2 separate regions of the Homo sapiens genome follow, and region 1 is linked to region 2. A link is an interaction called in ENCODE POLR2A ChIA-PET data of the cell type or tissue named here. Cell type or tissue: HepG2. All regions are shown on one strand. Each heading gives the region's core, and the rest is flanking DNA. Links, peaks and the distances in the headings are about the cores only.

The links. ChIA-PET counts read pairs that join two places held together with the same protein. Peaks named below come from ENCODE experiments on the same cell type or tissue, not always from the same donor. Only the 100,000 strongest peaks of a DNase experiment are listed, where the experiment ranks them.
Region 1: POLR2A ChIA-PET joins it to region 2 with 8 read pairs; 3 of 35 experiments call an interaction of 5 or more read pairs at or near these places.

What each region holds. Positions count from the first base shown.
Region 1 is chr5:154,573,198-154,580,047 of GRCh38, reverse strand. No RefSeq gene overlaps it. Among named protein-coding and RNA genes, the nearest start is that of MIR3141, 19 kb to the left of the region's middle. In HepG2, for the core only: a CTCF peak has its summit at 4,023 (motif pointing right); no DNase peak of the experiment used is centred there; H3K27me3 peaks cover 1,353 bases.
Region 2 is chr5:154,640,567-154,647,416 of GRCh38, reverse strand. No RefSeq gene overlaps it. Among named protein-coding and RNA genes, the nearest start is that of MIR1303, 42 kb to the left of the region's middle. RefSeq lists an enhancer at 1-212. In HepG2, for the core only: no CTCF peak of the experiment used is centred there; a DNase peak (open chromatin) is centred at 2,516.

The DNA.
Region 1 (6,850 bases), core at 1,983-4,482, 68 kb after region 2:
TTACTTTTGAGTTTTTGAGGTTACATACTTAATATATAAATATGTCTTTTGTTTTGTCAAGCTTGCACCAAAGCAAACAAAAGCGAATGTAACAAGAAAACTTAGAAAATAGCCTTCCTGGGGCTGGGCGAGGTGGCTCACGCCTGTAATCCCAGCACTCTGGGAGGTCGAGGAAGGTGGATCACCTGAGGTCAGGAGTTCAAGGCCAGCCTGGTCAATGTGGCGAAACCCCATCTCTACTAAAAAATACAAAAATTAGTCAGGTGTGGTGGCAGGCACCTATAATCCCAGCTACTCAGGAGGCTGAGGCAGGGAGAATTGCTTGAACCTGGGAGCAGAGTTTGCAGTGAGCCGAGATCACACCATTGCACTCCAGCCTGGGTGACAGAATGAGACTCCGTCTCAAATATAAAATAAAATAAAAAAAGAAAGAAAGAAAATAGCCTTCCCTTTCTTCCTCTGCAGTTGGTAACTGCTATCACTTTTTCTGTACTTATACAAACATTCAAATATAAATTATATAATTATGTAAATTATATATAATTTTATGTATATAATTGTATGTTTATGTATATATATACACACACATTTTTTCCTTTTTATAAAGGTAGAAACATACCTTATCTTTTAACCTGAATTTTGTTTTGGGTTTGTTTTGAGACAGGGTCTTGCTCTTTCGCCCAGACTGGAGTGCAGTGGCATGATCATGGCTCACTGCAGCCCTGCCCTTCAGGCTCAAGCTATCCTCTCACCTTAGTTAGCCTCCAGAGTAGCTGGGACTACAGGCACAGGCTACCACGCCTGCCTAATTTTTATGTTTTTTGATAGAGACAGGGTTTCACCATATTGCCTAGGCTGGTCTCCATCTGGGCTCGAGCAATCCACCTGCCTCGGCTTCCCAAAGCGCTGGGATTACAGGCGTGAGCCACAGTGTCCAGCCTGAAATTTGTTTTTTCAAAATCCTTTTTTTTTTTTTTTACAGGGCCTTGCGATCTTGGGTCACTACAACCTCCGCCTCCTGTGTTCAAGTGATTCTTGTGTCTCAGCCTCCCAACTAGCTGGGACTACAGATGCGTGCCACCACACCTGGCTTATTTTTCTATTTTTTGTAGAGATGGGGTTTTGCCATGTTGGCCAGGCTGGCCTTGAACTACTGACCTCAGATGATCCACCCGCCTCGGCCTCCCAAAGTGCTGGGATTTCAGGCATGAGCCACCATGCCCGGCCAAAATTCTACATTTTAAACTGAACTAGCCCTCTCTTAGATTTTTATCCCTGTTCTCCATTTTACAAACTCTTTCTTGTCCTCACTTCAAGAGTTAGGCAAGCATCATTAGGCCAATTTTACAGGTTAGGGAAATGGAAGCTCAGGGAGGAAAAGAAATGCTTTGGCACTGGGATTAAAACCCTGGACACCTGATGCTGTAGGAGCTTCCTTCTCTATGTGAGTGAATGAGACTTCTGCCCCTAAAGTCACCCCTCCTGAGGTACATAGGCTGGAGTTTTGGGGTGGAGTAGGGTGGTGGGAGAGAGAAAGTGTAAGCACTAAGAGAGTGAAGGAAGAGAAATTCACAGTAACCCCAAAGTTCCATTCATTCAGTCCCTGATGTGCTAGGTGACCTTGGGGCAAGATGTTTGCCCAACCTGGTCTCCCTGTGCTCACCTGTGAAATGAAGGCTTTGGCCTAACCAGAGGATTTCAAACAATGCCCTTTGGGGCCCTAGGGGAGCCCCCACATGTTATAGCTCCTCAAAAATGAACACAGAGAGGCATATTCAGGGACACTTGTGTTTGTGTTGGTGAAAAGGTATTATTATTATTATTTTTTGAGATGGAGTCTTGCTCTGTCGCCCAGGCTGGAGCGCAGTGGCGTGATCTTGGCTCACTGCAAACCCTGTCTCCCGGGTTCAAGTGATTCTCCTGTCTCAGCCTCCTGAGTAGCTGGGATTACAGGCACGTGCAACCATGCCTAGCTAATTTTTTTATTTTCAGTAAAGATGGGGTTTCACCATGTTGGCCAGGCTGGTTTCAAATTCCTGACCTCAAGTGATCTGCCCGCCTTTGCCTCCCAAAGTGCTGGGATTATAGGCATGAGCCACCACGCTCGGCCCAAAAAGTTATTAATAGAAGCAATTGACATATCCACCAGGAGTGGGTGGGTTAAATGCATTGAATCATTCATTTATTCATCTCTTCATTCATTCATTCAGTAGTTATTGAGTAACTATTGCCAGGCCCTGTTTTAGACATTGGGAATCAGTGGTGAACAAAATAGACCAAGTTTCCACTCTCTTGGAGCTTACCTGGAAGGCAGGTCCACCCTGTCTTGAGCTGCATTCCAGGTAGGTGAAAGGTGACAGATCCCGGTGTCCCAGCATGGGTGGGTCTCCAGGCCCCAGGAGTGAGTGGTGGAAGGAAGGTGCCACACCCAGTGTGAGATGACTCCTTTAATAAAATCCCATTTCCTACAGGACAAGTCTGTGTGTGTCAGTCTCTGGGTAGACAGGCATATGAAGAGGTGCTGTGGAAGTGTTGGGGATACATCCCCAAATGATGGTGTGACCTTTGGAAAGAGAGGGGAATAGATTAGGATGAGACTTGTCTAGAGCATTTTAACTTCATCAGCATGTTTTTTTTTTAAAATAAGGAAGACACATTCAAGTATTGTTGGCAGTTAAAATAATTTTTTTAAAAATTTAAAATAAACTTAGGTCCAGAGAGAAGGGAAGGACAAAAATAATAGGTTTCAATTTCTTGGAGTCCTTCAAAATCTAACATGGTCAGGTTCTACCCAAAGTTAGGAAGCATCTCAGTTTGGGGATCAGAGATTTTAAATTAAACAAACCCATGTTTATTATTGCCTGAGTCCAAGAGCAAGCCTGGCCTCCCCATCTAGGCAGCAGCCACTACTTTCAGCCACACAGCAGGTTTCCTCCTTAGCTACTTAGAATCCTGCCTCAGCAGAGCTGGAAGGGAACACCTCCCCCAGTGCTTATTTTGCAAATGGGGAAACTGAGGCTCAGATATTGTGACTTTTTAATTTGCCAAGGGCTCAATTAATGACAGGGCCTGAATTACAAACTGGGAAGGAAGCCTGCCCTGCTTCCAGATTCTGGCAGTTGGGAGGAGGAAAGGAGAGGAGGGGAGAGGGGGTGCCATCTTCCCCTCTCCCACTGGAAGCTCCAGTGATGGGTCCTGGTGTTCAGCACATGCTGAAAGGAAGCCTTGTCAACATGGAAGGAGATCAAGGCAGCCGGGGGGGTGCTGAAACCTCCTGTCGGGTCCAGCATCTCTGAGGAGATAGGGATGCCTCTGCCGCTGCCTCCACCCCCTCCTTGAGCTCTCTCCTCTCGAATTCCGAGGGGCTTTGGAATCACTAGACTGTCTCCCGCTCCCAGGAAACCCCAGGCTTCTGTGGAGCCAGGAGGCTGGCCATCCATCATTCTTATCTCCTGGCTGTGGCGGCCCCAGGTCCCTGGCCTGGATGGGCCCAGGGGGCCAGGAGGGGCTGGGGGGGCATCGATAACAGGAAAAGCAGCTGTCCCCTGGGGGAACTTCAAAGTGCCTGGAGCTGAAATTTATGTGCAGAGGAGCTTACATTAGGGGCCAGTGCGCCATTCTTTCCACAAATATTTATTGAGTGCCTACTGTGTGCCAGGCACTGGGTTAGGGGACTCTTATGGAACCAGAGATTTCGTTGTTTGTTGGGTTATATGTCTACCTCAGTAGGCTAGGTTTGATGCATGGATCAATTCAATGATTCATTAAGTATTATTAAACACCCACTGTATGCTGGCTGTTTCTGGAGACCCAAGACTGCTGGAATGGTTAATTGAATCTGTGGGCGGGGCTTGATATCTGCTAGCACAGTGGTTAAGAGCTTTGGAGTCAGGCAGACTGGGTCTCAGCTTTCTCAGCTGTAAAACGGGGATAAGAATAGCACCTACCCGGTAAGGGCTTGGGAGAAGAGGAAATGAAACGAGATATTCTAGGTGAGAAACTTAGCCCACTCCCAGCAGATGGTGCTCTCACAGCAATAGCAGAGATTTTTGTGACTGCAGTGGATTGACATATGTATTTGTTTATTTAATATTTATTTAGTACCTGCTATGTGCTGTGCCTCTAGGAGAGACGACCAGGCGGTTTGACTTGGGAGGGTTTGCAAGAGTCTCTTTCTTTTCCTGCGAGTCTCTCCTCAGCTGGGGCTTTGAGGTCGAGACCCTTGGAGTCTGGAGGTGAAAGGGATTTGAGAAGTTGCCAAGTTCAGTGCCTCCCCTGAGCTCTGTGCAAAAGCTCCTCTTTAACTTCTGCTATCTCGTCATCCAGCCTCTGCTTTCATCCTGGAGTGGGCGTCTTCCTCCCTCCCCAGGCAGCCTGGGAGGAAGACCTTTCTTCCTTGGAGTTGTGGTCTGCCTTCTGCAGTTTTCCTCATTAGCCTCCTGGCTCTGTTCTCTGGGCCTCCCCCAAACTCTCTGAGCATCAGTTTATTCATCTATAAAATGGGAATATTAGTAGTTCCTATCCTGTAAGGTTATTGTGAGGATAAAATGAGATAAAGATTGTAAAGCATTTGGCACAATGTCTGTACAGTGTCTTTAATAAGCAGTAGCCAATAATGACAAATAATGATAGTTTTGGGAATCAATAAAACAGGAACAAGAAAGAGAAGAAGGAAGAAAGAAAAAGGAGAAGGAAGAGAAGGAGGAGAAGGAGATGAAGGAGAAAGAAAGGCTGTCAGAGCTGGACCTTCTGAGGTGGAAAGCAGTTCTCCGTTTTGGGGGATCCTAAATTTGGCAAGGGAGAGCGCACAGGAGTTCCAAGGATGCTTTCCAGCTCTGATATCCGAGTAAACGTAAAAGGGACGGAAACATGGTGTTATTGCGTTCTTCTCCAGCCAGCGTTGGTGTTGCTACCATGTCCATTTCACACATGAGCAAGCCAAGGCCCTTGAAAGTGAAATGGTTTGTTCAAGGCTTGGAGCTAGGGAGTGCTGAGCATTGCCAAGGACTGTTGTCTCTCCTCCCCTCCCCAAGGCAGCAGTGGGGAGCTCCCCACAGACAGTGTGATATGCTGAATGGTGTCGCCCGCCACCGCACCAAATTAATATGTTGAAGCCCTGCCTTAGTCTGTTCAGGATGGCATAGACTGGGTGGCTGAAACTACAGACTTTTGTTTCTCCAAGTTCTGGAAGCTGAGAGGTCCACATTAAGGCACTGGCAGATTCAGGGTCTGGTGAGGTCCGCTTCTGGTTCATGGACGACCATCTTGCTGCGTCCTCTCATGGTGGAAGGGCTGGAGGAACTCCCCGGGGTCTCTTATGTGGGGGCACTAACCCCATCCAGGAGTGCTCTACCCTCTTGACCTAATCGCCCCCCAAAGGCCCCATTTTCTCATCCCATTAAAATGAGGGGTAAAGTTCAACATCTGAATTTGAGGGGGGACACACTATTCAGTCCAGTGCCTCAGAATGTGCCTTTATTTGGAGCTAGGGTCTTCATAGAGCTAATCAAGTTAAAATGAGGTCCTCAGTGTGGGCCTCAATCCAGTACGACTGGAGTCCTTATAAGAAGGGGAAGTTTGGACACAGAGATATGCATAGAGGGAAGATGATGTCGAGACCCAGGAAGATGAGGGGAAATCAGGAAACACAGGGAGAAGCAGCCTACAAGCTGACGAGAGAGGCCTCAACAGATCCTTTTCTCACAGCCCTCAGAAGGAACCAACATTGCCAACATATTGGCCTCAGATTTTTATCCTCCAGAACGGTGAGAACTGTGGTTTAAGCCTTCCAGTCTGGGGTACTTTGTCACAGCAGTCATAAGAACCGGTACAGAGAGTGTGGAGCCCCCGGACAGCCTGTGCAGTGAGCACTGAGGGGGTCCCTTGAAGCCTGCCAGCCCTGCCTGCCCCTGAGGGAGAGGCAGGTGCGTGGTGTGAAGACACTTGACTCCTTTGCAGAGCCCGGGGATGCTGGGCCGAAGCCGGGAGACGGAAAGGCAAGCCCTCGCCCTGATCTTTTCCCTCATGTGGCTCTCTGAGAAGGGAAGACACATTTTCCTGGTGCCTCCTCATGGAAGTCCTGCTGGATCAACCTCACCTGCTGCTGGGGAGGCTGCCATCCTTCAGGAAGACCTGCCAGCCTCAACCTCCCTGAGGCTGGGGATTTGTTAGAGATTCTGAAAATTATCAAGCTGGCTATGTCCATTTCCTCCTCTTTCTGTGATCTTTTTCTTCCTCCCCACATTATTTATTTATTTATTTATTTTGAGACAGAGTCTCACTCTGTTGCCCAGGCTGGAGTGCAGTGGTGCGATCTTGGCCCACTGCAACCTCTGGCTCCCAGGTTCAAGTGATTCTCCTGCCTCAGCCTCCTGAGTAGCTGGGATTACAGGCACGTGCCACCACACCCGGCTAATTTTTGTATTTTCAGTAGAGATGGGGTTTCGCCATGCTGGCCAGGCTGGTCTCAAACTCCTGATGTCAGGTGATCCACCCACCTTGGCCTCCCACAGTGTTGGGATTACAGGTGTGAGCCACCGCGCCTGACCATTTCTTCCTCTTTTTCATTTTTCTTCTTTCCTCCTGGCTGTGCTCTGCAAATCCCCACCCTCCTCCACATCTCACTCCAAAACTGCTTTCTCCCAGCTCCCCCTTCGCCCAGGACACCCTCACCTGGTGGCTCTGCAGCAAAGCCCAAGGCTGCCTTGGAGACGGAGGCAGGAGAAGTCTAAGCTCGCTACCTTGGAGCTGAGAAGAAATTATCCAGAGCTGGTTTCTCCTCCCACCTTCTAAAGAGCCCTGCCCTTGTCCCTGGCCTGGATACATGATTATATTTTGCTTTAATTGCATT
Region 2 (6,850 bases), core at 1,509-4,008:
GGGGATCCTGGGGCGTAGTGTAAAGGAGGCGGGTGGCTAGGGTCACGTGGCTGATCACCCCAAGAGAAGTCAACCCCAGGCGGGCGGTTACGACGCTCATGCTCCTTAGTGGTCTTCATTTCCGTAATGAGGGGCCGGAGGTGACGGTGCAGCAGGCGGGAGCCAGGGTAAACTTCACCCAGGTGGCCCCAGTGCGAAGGCAGCGAGGCCCTACAGCAAATGGCCAAGGCCGCCTCAGAGGCAAAGCTGCTCTCCCTTTCTCTTTGCTGCCCCATTCTCCCAGTTCCTCCTCAGCCCGGGCCTCCGGGAGCCTTCTGCTGGAAGAGATGTGCTTTCTTTTTTTAGTTTCTTGAGTTTTTTTAGAGACGAGGTCTCGCTCTTCTGCCGCCCAGGTTGGAGTGCAGTGGGGCGAACACGGCTCACTGCAGCCTCCAGCTCCTGGGCTCCAGCAAGCCTCCCGCCTGGGACCAAAGGAGCGCTCCACGGGGCGGGGGCCGCTGTGCGCTTTCTTACTTTGCCCTTTTCATCGCATATTCGGTTGTTCACCCGCGACTTCCTTTCCCGAGGAGCGACGGCGGCGGGGGCTTCTCTCTGCAACCACCACCGGCCCAGAGGAGAGCCCTTGACCAAGGACATCACGAGTACGAAATGACCAAATTTGTTCAGTATTGACTGTATCTAGGAGTATCCTACTCTCAAATAACCCACATGCAAAATCCTGAGGCGGAAGCTACCTTCATCCCTGTTTACAAAACAAACAAACAAAAAACAAAAAAACCCAGGAACCAAAAGATTGAGCAAGGTGTCCAAACCACACAGTTGGTATTTGGTGTCACGTTGGAAGGAGGAAAGGCCACAATTAAAAATTGTTATTCCCGCCGGGTGTGGTGGCTTACACCTGTAATCCCAGCACTTTGGCAGGCTCAGGCAGGTAGATCATCTAAGATCGGGAGTTTGAGACCAGCCTGACCAACATGGTGAAACCCCGTTTCTACTAAAAATACAAAAATTAGCTGGGTGTGGTGGCGCATGCCTGTAATCCCAGCTACTTGGGAGGCTGAGGCAGGAGAATCGCTACAACCCAGGAGGCGGAGGTTCTGGTGAACCGAGATCGTGCCATTGCACTCCAGCCTGGGAAACAAGAGCGAAACTCCATCTCAAAAAAAAAAAAAAAAAAAACCCAAAATTTGTTATTCTTGCGTTCAAGGCATTGTGCTAACACTTTTCTTTTTTTTTTGGAACGAAGTTTCGCTCTTGTTGCCCAGTCTGGAGTGCAGTGGCACGATCTCTGCTCACTGCAACCTCTGCCTCCTAGGTTCAAGTGATTCTCCTGCCTCAGCCTCCTGAGTAGCTGGGATTACAGGTGCCGGCCACCATGCCCGGCTAATTTTTGTGTATTTAGTAGAGACGGGGTTTCACCATGTTGACCAGGCTGGTCTTGAACTTCTGACCTCAGTTGATCCACCTGCCTCGGCCTCCCAAAGTGCTGGGATTACAGGCGTGAGCCACCATGCCCGGTTTGTGCTAACACTTTTCTAGGCATTATCTCATTTAATTACCAGCAGAGGGTGAGTGCTTTAACTCTTTAGAGGAAGCTTAGAGAGGTTGACAGGCCTGCCCAGGCTTATTAGCTGGAGTGTGGATGGACCCACAGCTGACCCTCCTCAGCAGAGCACTCCAGTACCTGCAAAACTGTGGGCAGATGTCTGTGATTCTGAGATCGATTGGGAGTTGGGGTCCGGCTTTTCTTTTCTTTCTTTTTTTTTTGAGTTGTAGTTTCACTCTTGTTGCCCAGGCTGGAGTGCAGTGACAGTGATCTCAGCTCACTGCAGCCTCCACCTCCCCAGCTCAAGTGATTCTCCTGCCTCAACCTCCTGAGTATCTGGGACTACAGGTGACCACCACCATGCCTGGCTAATTTTTTGTATTTTTAGTAGAGACGGGGTTTCACCATGTTGTCCAGGCTGGTCTCGAACTCCCAACCTCAGGTGATCCGCCCGCCTTGGCCTCCCAAAGTTCTAGGATTACAGGCATGAGCCACTGCGGCCTGCCTGGGGTTTGGCTTTTCAAATCTCAGTAGGTAGGTTGGTTTTTGTTTTTTTTTTTCCCTTTGGTGTGCTGTGGGTTGAGGATGTGGGCACTCGACTCAGTCAGCCTGATTTGGGATCCTGGCAGTGCCACATTCTGGCTGTGGGCCAAGGGGCAGGTCACTCAGCCTCTTTCAGACTCAGTTTCCTCATGTGCAAAATGGGAGTAGTACTGGTACCTGCCTCATAGGGCCTGTGAGAGAAATGCGTGGAGTCACTTAGCACTGAGCCTGGCTCCTAGCAAAAGCTAAAAATACGCAATTGTTGCTCTTAATTATTCTTACAGCCTATAAAACAGCTTTGTGTGCATTATTTGATTTGATTCTCACAATAGCACTGAGAGGATGTACAGGGGCAGATTTATCTCTGTTTTTTTTTTTTTTTTTTTTTTTTTTTAACACAAAGCGACCAAAGTTCAGAGAGGATGAGAGGCCTGGTCTAAGTCACAGGGCCATGACCTCAAGTTCAGGGAGGCTGGTTCCTCTCACCACTGCATTCTCTAAAATACTGTCCAAGGGAAATATAAAGGCAATCACAAATGTAATTTTAAATATTCTAATAACCACATTAGGAATCATAAAAGCAAACAAGTGAAAGTAATTTTAATAAGATATTTCATCTACTATATAAAAATATTACATTTTAACATGTAATCAATATAAAATCATTACTTTTAGGGAAAAGAAAGAGAGATCAGACTGTTGCTGTATCTATGTAGAAAAGGAAAACATAAGAGATTCTATTTTGACCTGTACCTTAAACAATTGCTTTGCTGAGATGTTGTTAATTTGTAACATTGCCCCAGCCACTTTGCCCCAACCTTGAGCTCACAAAAACATGTGTTGTATGGAATCAAGGTTTAAGGGATCTAGGGCTGTGCAGGATGTGCCTTGTTAACAAAATGTTTACAGGCACTATGCTTGGTAAAAGTCATCGCCATTCTCTAGTCTCAATAAACCAGGGGCACAATGCACTGTGAAAAGCCACAGGGACCTCTGTCCTGAAAAGCTGGGTATGGTCCAACGTTTCTCCCCATGTGATAGTCTGAAATATGGCCTCGTGGGATGAGAAAGACCTGACCGTCCCCCAGCCCGACACCTGTAAAAAGTCTGTGCTGAGGTGGATTAGTAAAAGAGGAAAGCCTCTTGCACTTGAGATAGAGGAAGGCCACTGTCTCCTGCCTGCCCCTGGGAACCGAATGTCTCGGTATAAAACCTGATTGTACATTTGTTCAATTCTGAGATGGGAGAAAAACCACCCTATGGTGGGAGACGAGACATGTTGGCAGCAATGCTGCCTTGTTATTCTTTACTCCACTGAGATGTTTGGGCAGAGAGAAACATAAATCTGGCCTATGTGCACATCCAGGCATAGTACCTCTCCTTGAACTTAATTATGACATAGATTCTTTTGCTCACATGTTTTTTTGCTGACCTTCTCCTTATTATCACCCTGCTCTCCTACCACATTCCTTTGGCTAAAATAATGAAAATAATAATCAATAAAAACTGAGGGAACTCAAAGACCAGTGCTGGTGCAGGCCCTCCGTATGCTGAGTGTCGGTCTCCTGGGCCCACTGTTGTTTCTCTATACTTTGCCTCTGTGTCTTATTTCTTTTCTCAGTCTCTTGTCCCACCTGGTGAGATATACCCACAGGTGTGGAGGGGCGGGCCACCCCTTCATCTGGCGCCCAATCTGGGGCCTTTCTCTAGGGTGAAGGTATGCTAAGAACGTGAACATTGAGAACAGCTGATGAGAGATTCCCAAGTATGTCCACGGTCAACCTTGCGGTAAGCTTGTGTGCTCGGAGGAATCCAGGGTAACAATGGGGCAAGCTGAAAGTAAATATGCCTCTTATCTCAGCTTCATTAAAATTATCTTAAGAAGAGGGGGAGTTAAAGCTTCTACAGAAAATCTAATTATGCTATTTCAAACAATAGAACAATTCTGCCCATGGTTTCCAGAACAGGGAACTTTATATTTAAAAGATTGGGAAAAAATTGGCAAAGAATTAAAACAAGCAAGTAGGGAAGGTAAAATCATCCCACTTACAGTATGGAATGACTGGGCCATTATTAAAGCAACTTTAGAACCGTTTCAAATAGAAGAAGATAGTGTTTCAGTTTCTGATGCCCCTGAGAGCTGTGTAATAGATTGTGAAGAAGAGGCAGGAACAGAGTTCAAGAAAGGAATGGAAAGTTCACATTGTAAAAATGTAGCAGAGTCTGTAATGGCTCGGTCAATGCAAAATTGTTGACTATAATCAATTACAGGAGGTAATATATCCTGAATCATCAAAATTGGCAGAAGGAGGTCCAGAATTATTTGGGTCATCAGAGTTTAAACCACGACGGCCATCAACTCCTCCTCCTGCGGTTCAGATGCCTGTGACATTACAACCTCAAATGCAGGTTAGACAAGTACAAACTGCAAGAGAATATCAAGTAGAAAAGGATAGAGTCTCTATCCCGGCAATGCCAATCCAGACACAGTATCCACAATATCAGCTGGTAGAAAATAAAACCCAACCACTGGTAGTTTATCAATACTGGCCGCCAGTCAAATTTCAGTATCAGCTGCTTCCAGAGGTTCAGTATAGATCTCAGGCGGGGTGTCCTGTCCCAAATAGCAGGGCACTATATCAGCAACCCACAGCGATGGCGTTTGATCCTACAGCACCAGCTAGTGTACAAGATAGTACACTGCATAAAACCATTAGCCAGAAAACAGGGAGATCTTGAGGCATGGCAGTACCCGGTAATTTTACAACCGATACTGGCTGGGAAAGGGAGTCAAGCAGGAGCCTCTGTCCAAACTGAGATTAGATATGAATCTTTCACCCTGAAAATGTTAAAAGATATGAAGGAAGGAGTTAAACAATATGGACCCAACTCTCCTTATATGAGAACATTATTAGATTCCATTGCTCATGGAAATAGACTTATTCCTTATGATTGGGAAATTTTGGCTAAGTCTTCCCTTTCACCCTCTCAGTTTCTACAGTTTAAAACCTGGTGGATTGATGGAGTACAAGAACAGGTAAGGAAAAATCAGGCTACTTATCCTGCTGTTAATATAGATGCAGACCAATTGCTAGGAACAGGTCCAAATTGGAGCACTATTAACCAACAATCAGTAATGCAGAATGAGGCTATTGAACAACTAAGGACTATTTGCCTCAGGGCTTGGGAAAAAAATTCAGGACCCAGGAACCTCCTGCCATTCTTTTAGTTCAATCAGACAAGGCTCTAAGAGCCATATCCAGACTTCGTGGCAAGGTTGCAAGATGCCGCTCAAAAATCTATTGCAGATGATAACGCCTGAAAAGTTGTTGTAGAAATAATGGCTTATCAAAATACAAATCCAGAATGTCAATCAGCCATAAAGCCATTAAGAGAAAATGTTCCAGCAGGAGTTGATGTAATTACAGAATATGTGAAGGCTTGTGATGGGATTGGAGGAGCTATGCATAAGGCAATGCTATTGGCTCAAGCAATTACGGGGGTTGCTTTAGGAGGACAAGTTAGAACATTTGGGGGGAAATGTTATAATTGTGGTCAAATTGGTCATCTAAAAAAGAATTGCCCAGTCTTAAATAAACAGAGTAAAAATAAAGAGCCACCTGGCCTGTGTCCATAATGTGAAAGAGGAAAACACTGGGCTAAGGAATGTCATTCTAAATTTGATAAAAATGGGCAACCATTATCGGGAAATGGGAAGAGGGGCCAGCCTCAGGCCCCGCGACAAAGTGGGGCGTTCCCGATTCAGCCATTTGTTCCTCAGGGTTTTCAGGGACAACAACCCCCACAGCAAATACCACCATTTCAGGGAATCAGCCAATTACAACAATACAACAGTTCTCCCCCACCACAGCGGGCAGCACAGCAGCAGATTTATGTTCTACTCAAAGGGTTTCTTTACTCCCTGGATAGCCCCCGCAAAAGATTCCTACAGGGGTATATGGTACACTGCCAGAAGGGATGGTAGGCCTTATTTTAGGAAGATCAAGTCTAAATTTGAAGGGAGTCCAAATTCATACTGGGGTAATTGATTCAGATTATAAAGGGGTAATTCAGTTAGTGATTAACTCCACTGTTCCCTGGAGTGCCAATCCAGGTGATAGAATTGCTCAATTATTGCTTTGCCTTATATTAAAATTGGGGATAGCAAAACAGAAAGAACAAGAGGGTTTGGAAGTACCAACCCTGCTGGAAAATCTGTTTATTGGAGTAGTCAGTTCTCAGAGAATAGATCTGTGTGTACAGTCACTATTCAGGGAAAGCAGTTTGAAAGATTAGTGGATACTGGGGCTGATGTTTCTATCATTACCTTAAATCAGTGGCCAAAAAATTGGCCTAAACAAAAGTCTGTTACAGGACTTGTTGGTGTGGGCGCCACCTCAGAAGTGTATCAAAGTGCCATGATTTTACATTGTCTAGGACCTAATAATCAAGAGAGTACAGTTCAGCCTATGATTACTTCTATTCCAATTAATTTATGGGGCCGAGACTTGTTACAAGAGTGGCATGCAGAGATTACTATTCCAGTCTCCCTATACAGCCCCACAAGTCAAAAAATCATGACTAAAATGGGATATCTCCCTGGCAAAGGACTAGGAAAGAATGGAGAAGGCATTAAAGTCCCAATTAAGGCTAAGGAAAATCCAGAAAGAAAAGGAATAGAGTATCCTTTTTAGGAGTGGCCACTGTAGAGCCTCCAAAACCCATTCCATTAACTTGGAAAACAGAAAAGCCTGTATGGGT